Regions from separate parts of the Homo sapiens genome. Here region 2 is linked to region 1. A link is a contact called in ENCODE Hi-C or POLR2A ChIA-PET data. All regions are on one chromosome and are shown on one strand. The core of a region is the stretch at or near the end of the contact, and the rest is flanking DNA. Distances in the headings are between cores, read along the strand shown.

Region 1 (3,286 bases), core at 297-2,796:
GGGATTACAGGCAACACGCCAGGCTAAATTTTGTATTTTTAGTAGAGACGGGGTTTCACCATGTTGGTCAGGCTGGTCTCGAACTCCTGACCTCGTGATCCGCCCGCCTCGGCCTCCCAAAGTGCTGGGATTACAGGCGTGTGCCACTGCGCCCGGCCTCTTCCATTATTTATGACATTGACTTTTCCGTAAAATAAATATATACATATTTTTAAAGTTAATTACAAACGTACAGAATGGAGAGGAGCACTTTAACAGCCATCACATGATTGGGATTTTGTTGACAGTAAACTAAAAGCTCCATGGGTCCCAACCTTTTTTTTTTTTTTTTTTTGACAGTGTCTCACTCTGTCACTAGAGTGCAGTGGCATGATCACAGCTCCCTGCGGGGTAGATCTCCTGGGCTCAAGCTATCTTCCCGCCTCAGTCTCCCGAACAGTCAGGGCTACAGGCACGTGTCACCACGCCCGGCCTGGTCCCCATAAGTCCCCTCTTCTCCGAGCCAAACATCTTCACACCTTCTGGTGATCATTAGTGGAGAGGCCTGTGAGAGGCTCTGGTGTCAATGTCCCTGAAATCGAGGGCTCCAAATTGGTCATGGCTCTCCAGATGGCCCAAACAGTTCCAGTTCACAAACATTTATTGAGCATCTACTACATTCCAGGCACTGTGGTTATTATAAATCACTGAGACACTGTTTGCCCTAAAGGAGCTACGTGTATTTGGTAACAGCTTCACAGTAAGTGACGAATAAGATAGCATTAATCCACATTTGACAGCAAAAGTACCAAAAAAGAAAGAAAGAAAAAGAAGAGAGAGAAAGGAAAGAAAAGAAAAGAAGAGAAAGAAAGAGGCCGGGTGCGGCGGCTCACGCCTGTAATTCTAGCACTCTGGGAGGCCGAGGTGGGCGGATCACGAGGTCAGGAGTTCGAGTCCAGCCTGATCAACATGGCGAAACCCCGTCTCTACTAAAAAAACATAAAAATTAGCCGGACCTGGTGGCGCCCGCCTGTAGTCCCAGCTACTCAGGAGGCTAAGGCAGGAGAATCGCTTGAACTCGGGAGGCGGAGGTTGCAGTGAGCCGAGATCTCGCCGCTGCACTCCAGCCTGGGCGACAGAGCCAGACTCTGTCTCAAAAAAAAAAAGAAGAAGAAAAGAAAAAGAAAGAAAGAAAAAGGATGGAAGGAGAGAAGAAAAGGAAAGGGGGAAGGGAAGGGGGAAGGGAAGGCGGAAGGGAAGGGAAAGAAAGAAGCGTATTTAGGCAGTATCGCGTTGATTTCAGTCCACGGAACCTCTGGTGACCGGGTAGTGTGACTCCGTCATTGGTAGCCCCCCGCCCACACAGCCGGGACTCGCGGCCTTTGAGGACGTGGGCAGGGCCAGTCTCGCCACGCCGCGGCCAATGCCCCGACCACACGCTGGCCACAGGAGTCCTGGCTCCCATTGGCTGCAGCGGGAAATGGTGAACCAATGCTCATAGACCTTAACGCCCTCCTCTCGGGATCACTTCCGCCTCTGGGGTCAGGCTCCGCCCAGCTTGCCCGGCATCACTCGCGGCATTGGAGTCAAGATGGAGGAGTACGCGCGAGAGCCTTGGTGAGCTTCACCGCTGTCTTTGCATTTCTCTTGCCCCCCTGCCCACTGCCCTCCTTCTCCCTTGTCCAGGCTCCCAAGGTGCAAGCCAGACTCAACCGCAGCCTCGTCGACTTGGGCCTGGTAACTGGGCAATGCGGTCTTTCGCGGCCAGTCGGCTTCTTAGCCCTGTACTTAGTACCTCCCCGGCCGCGTGAGCCTCCCTCTCCCAACCCAGCACCCGTGTGACCTTGTGATGGATGGTAAGGAGGTCCAGACTTGAGTTTGATAGAACCTCGGAACCTCCTCCCAACGCAGGGCGTAATCGACTTTATGCGGGGCCAGTTATAATCCCCCCTGTTCGTCGAGGTGACCTTGGGCGCGTCCCTCCGTCTCGCCTTGCTCAGTTCCTGCGTTGAGGAACTGAAGAATAGGCATTTGAGGGAGTGTCATTCTTGAGGTTTTACTTGTATCATGATATGTGTCCACAGAGTGAAGCATTTTAAATGAATGGAACATAGATTTTAGCCAAGGGGTCTGGATAAGCTTCTTTATTGCGTGGGGCCTTGTTTTCCTTCTTGGAATTCTTTCTTGAGGGTAGAGGGGGACAAAAATTACCTGGGAAATAGGAAGAGGTAATAGCATGTGTTCTCTGAAAAGCCATGGACAGAAATTCATTGTTACATCCAGCGTTTATTGAGTATGAATAAACCAGACACATAGATAATTATAAAACGATGTAATTGCTGTCAGAAGTCTCAGGTTGCCAGAGTTTAAAGTTTCTAGGGTCATAGGTAAAAAATCAAATCTTGATATTTCGGTTAATCATTTGTTTTATTGTGTAAGAGCAACAACCAAGATGTCCTCAATTTGTGAAAGTGCCCAGGACCTTAAATTACTACTCTGGTATCCTAGCCTTGTTGCATGTTTTATGTTCCCCTCTCCCATAAATGGCATACAAAATATAAGTTTTAGGGTCTCCTGGCTCTTCAAACTTATCTTCTTCAAAGCAGTTATCCTCCATTCTGGATTGTGCTCAGATATGTAGGACTCAGCACACTGTAAATAGCTGTTTGATGTACTATAATGACACAGGTTAGCAGAGAGTTAAAATATTTAACTATGTTGAGTTAAAGATCTTAGAAAAATAAGGCCGGGTGTGGTGGCTCACGCCTGTAATCCCAGCACTTTGGAAGGCCGAGGCGGATCACGAGGTCAGGAGTTCAAGACCAGCCTGGCCAGTATGGTGAAACCCCGTCTCTACTAAAAATACAAATATTAGCCGGGCGTGGTGGCACGCGCCTGTAGTCCCAGCTACTTGGGAGGCTGAGGCAGGAGAATCACTTGAACCCAGGAGACGGAGGTTGCAGTGAGCCAAGATTGCGCCATTGCACTCCAGCCTGGGTGACAGAGTGAGACTCCATCTCAAAAAAAAAAAAAAAAACAACTTAGAAAAATAATGGGTTTTCATTTACTAAATCATTAGGTAGCCCCTTTGCTTTCTCTTAGTACGTATGCCCTGAAACAATATAATCAGTTACCTGGTTATCTTTGTAGTCAAAACTGCTTTGATTTTTTGACTGCCCTGTTTGATTACAGCATTTCCTCAAGTCATTTTATAGGCCAAATATTTATTGGTTGCAGTGGGCCCTGCAGTATAATCTGTTCCATTATAATCCTTACTGTATTGGCAAAGAAGATTTTATGGTTTGTG
Region 2 (3,747 bases), core at 845-3,344, 930 kb after region 1:
AAACAATTAAGAATTTTAAAACAAACTATAAACTCCATTTAGAAGTCTCTTAATTTATGTCAGTTTATAAAATTAGACAAAACCTTGCCATGGAAAAGGAGTATGGGAACTAACCTATATTATGGGCTATATACTCGGCACAGTGCTAAGTGCTTTTATACAAATTCTTCCCTCTATCATCATCTTCATTTTACAAGCTTGTCCAACCCGCGGCCGGCATATGGCTCAGAACGGCTTTGAATGCGGCCCAACACAAATTCGGAAACTTTCTTAAAACATTATGAAAAATTTTTTTTTTTGCAATTTTTTTTTAAGCTCATCAGCTATCATTAGTGTATTTTGTGTGGCCCAAGACAAGTCTTCCAATATGGCCCAGGGAAGCCAAAAGACTGGACACCCCTGTTTTACACAATAGCAACCTGCATCTCATGGAGGTTAAATAACTTTTTTTTTTTTTTTTTGAGATGGTGTCTCGTTCTGTTGCCCACACTGGAGTGCAGTGACTCAATCTCCGCTCACTACAACCTCGGCTTCCCAGGTTCAAGCGATTCTCCTGCCTCAGCCTCCCGAGTAGCTGGGATTACAGGCTTGTGCCACCACCCCCAACTAATTTTTGTATTTTTTTTTTTAGTAGAGATGGGGTTTTGCCATGTTGGCCAGGCTGGTCTCACACTCCTGACCTCAGGTGTTCCGCCCGCCTCGGCCTCCCAAAGTGCTGGGATTACAGGCATGAGCCACCGCGCCCAGCCTAACTGTTTTAATGTTAATGAATGATAGTCAGGACTCAATTCCATGTATGTTTCAATTCCAAGATCCATGTTCTTTCCACTGACTCCATAATGCCACTAACTTCGTAAAATTAATTGAGAACTCTACTCCTAAACCTTGAAGTCTTAAAAGAACCCCGGGACCTCCACCAATCTCTAGATCAAAAGTCATCAAAATACCTACAAAACAACAGACACAGATTCCCTTTTTTCCTCCTTTGATGAAAGGCTGTTTTGGACGAATGGGTACCTCTTGCTCTTCTACTAGACATTACACTTCACCATCTGTTCAAGCACGTGAAATAATAAAATGATCTGCATATTTTTAGAAATAATTTTGAATGATAGGATGTGTCTATGGTTGAAATGACATTATATTTGCACTTCAACACAGTTTACCGAAATAAATTTTTTTTTCAACTTTCTCACTTGCGATGATGGTGGTAGGAAGGGTATTAAAATCCCTAAACTGAAGGGAAAAAAAAAGTTTTTCTTCGAAATTTACTTCCAGGACGTCAGGGATCTACTGCACTTGAAATATGATTCATCTGGAAAACCACAGGCTTCCAGTGCCTCGGTAAAGTGGGTAGGTTACCAGGGTTATTTTGCCGCGTCCCCAACACCAGTTGTTCCTGGGGATCCTCTGTGGAGCAGATAGGTGCCCGTCATAAATGAGACGGTGAATTCAGGACTGGCGGGTGAGGTCTAAAGTGGGAAAGGAACCCAGCAACACCCGCGGTGAGCGGCGGCCGAGAGGCACCTGCCGGGTCCTGCAAGCTGGCGGGAGCTCCGAGAGCCGGAATGGGGCGCCTCCCTTCCACGCGCCCGCGGAGCACCGGCCTTGGACGGCGGCGGGGCGCACGGCCCGCGCTCGAAGCCCCCCCGGGGGCAGAGGGCCGGGCTGGCTGGGCCGGGTGGCCCAGGGAAGGGTTCCCGCGGCAAAAGATGCCGGGGCGGGACCCGGTTCCCTCCCTAGCCTTCAGCGGCCCCAGGGGCGGAGCCTCGCCGAGCTGAGGCCCGAGGGGCGGGGCTTAAGGCCGCGCGAGGAGGGCGCGGTTGCCGGAAATTGAAGAGCCGGGGTTCAGATTCTGACTGCGGCGGCTCGTCGGGGGAGACTGTGGGTGTAAACGGCCTCCAACCTGCCTCCCTACCTGTCGGCGAGAGAAGAGAGCGGTCCCTGGCTGCAGCACCCGGGAGCCGCAACGCTGGCACAGCACCGCCTTCCGGTTTCGGCCCTCGGCTGACACTAACTCGCTCGGCTGCTCCGCTGGTTCCATCGCCGCTGCCGCCACAGGCTCCTCAGCCACGGCTGCGCAGACGCTGTCTCTGCTGGCTCGTTATTCACTGCGCTGGCGCGGCTTGGCAGAGGCGGGGCGGCGAGCGGACGGTCACTATGTCTCTGCGCAGGCGCCCGCTTCCCCGCTCTGGACTCTACTGCGCAAGCGCCTTCATTCATTGCCTAACCTAAGTGGCTAGGTGTCGGCAGGCTTTGTGACAGGGACACTTCTTGGCACCAGTGACACATCTCCATACCCACCTGGCCACTGGGCTTCACTTAAAACCTAGACAAATCATTAGGTTGACCTTACTGTTTAGTTTTCTGGGATCTGAATTTAGTCTCCTGAATAAATGGGGACATTATTGGGGGCAATATGAAGGGAATCTGGGTCGGACTTCCCATCAAGTTTTAGCCACATTAGCTTCTTCTATAGGAAACTACTTAGAGGGGCATGTATCTTTTCGGTATTGGAAAAAGATGCGTGGAAACTTTAATTGCTGGTCTCTTCTACTCATTGTGACCATTTACTATGCGGCAAAATGTGTCAAAGCGCCTTTAGAAACTTACTAAATCATCAGTTTCCTTACGGGGTCGGCACGCTTGTGCACAAAATGAGAAAGGTAAAGATCAGAAAGGTTGCAGCACAACTCTAAAGCCACTGCTCTTAATTAACTAGGATTGTCAGGAAAGCAAGATTATTTCAGACAGAACAGTATTATATATGAACAAGGGTGAGAACAAATTTAGGAATGGTTAGTAGACCACTGTGGCTGACCCACATTACACGTGGGGAGAAGTGGTAGTAGAGGTAGGTAAGGCAGAGTGGGCCCAGAGCTCCATGGCTTTAATGTCATGCTAAGGAATTTAACATTAATAACATGAACAATGGGAATCTGTGGAATTTTAGGCCAGAAATAACTGTTCGATATTTACTGTCTGCTGTATGTTAAGCACTGTAATGATCCTATCTGTGCTTCAGAAAGATAACCTATGAATAAATAGAGGGGCTAGATTGAAGAGAGGAAAAAGAGTAGAGGTAAGGTATCAGGTAGCTATTACCTCATCAGTCTAGCTCAGAAAGGCCCTGAAGCTAGCAGAGGGAACAAAGATATGGGAATGGACTTGAAACAATTAAAATTGTACAGAACTTAGAAACTAGCTGGATGTCTGTATTGTGATGGGGGTGACACAAAGCAACTGCTGGTTTTCCCAGGTTAGATAACTAAGTAGCTGGTTGCCAGTTATGGGAGCTTAAAAAAATAAGATGAACCACCAAATTAGGGGTATCTCTGTGTATGTATGTGAGCACATGAAAGTGTGTACGATTGTGAAGAGTGAAAAAGGAGCTGTTTTACGTGTTGATTTTTCTGTAGAACATACCATTGTGGCTTCAGTGTATGAACTATTTGTGAAGTTGGTCTGAAACTCATTAGTCAGCACTGAAGACAGCATAGGAGCCATCAGTCCTTCACCCTCCCCTGGATCTCTTCCTGAGATAGGAAAAGTCACGTTTTATAGGCTTTGGTTTAATTAGCATGCACAATCCATCTGCCAAAGTTGGTAGGCATCTTTTAAGGAAAATAACTTCCTCATGTGGCTCCTCCTTCCTTTTGCTCTGGAAGCATCAGGACTGTTTCAGTTTTGCAGGCCTTCCGCATAGCTGTTTATATCACATGCCACAATTCAAAGCAAATGGAAAAA

What was found. Hi-C counts contacts between places; a loop is a spot of excess contacts on that map. ChIA-PET counts read pairs that join two places held with the same protein, here RNA polymerase II (POLR2A). Pooled maps may share reads with other maps.
Region 2: a loop to region 1 is called in a pooled map, with 17 times the contacts of the local background. The contact joins the promoter of RABIF here to the promoter of TIMM17A in region 1. A Hi-C loop is called at or near these places in 1 of 37 single-sample maps with no recorded cell type and 9 of 50 pooled maps. POLR2A ChIA-PET finds 5 or more read pairs at or near these places in 1 of 52 experiments (BJ).

Annotation. Positions count from the first base shown.
Region 1 is chr1:201,953,957-201,957,242 of GRCh38, forward strand. It overlaps TIMM17A (translocase of inner mitochondrial membrane 17A), which reads left to right and starts at 1,547. Exons shown (of 6, transcript NM_006335.3): 1 at 1,547-1,596. The coding sequence starts at 1,571. RefSeq lists an enhancer at 1,536-1,825.
Region 2 is chr1:202,887,055-202,890,801 of GRCh38, forward strand. It overlaps RABIF (RAB interacting factor), which reads right to left and starts at 2,095. Exons shown (of 2, transcript NM_002871.5): 1 at 1,919-2,095. The coding sequence starts at 2,044. RefSeq lists a silencer at 1,501-1,790 and an enhancer at 1,861-2,130.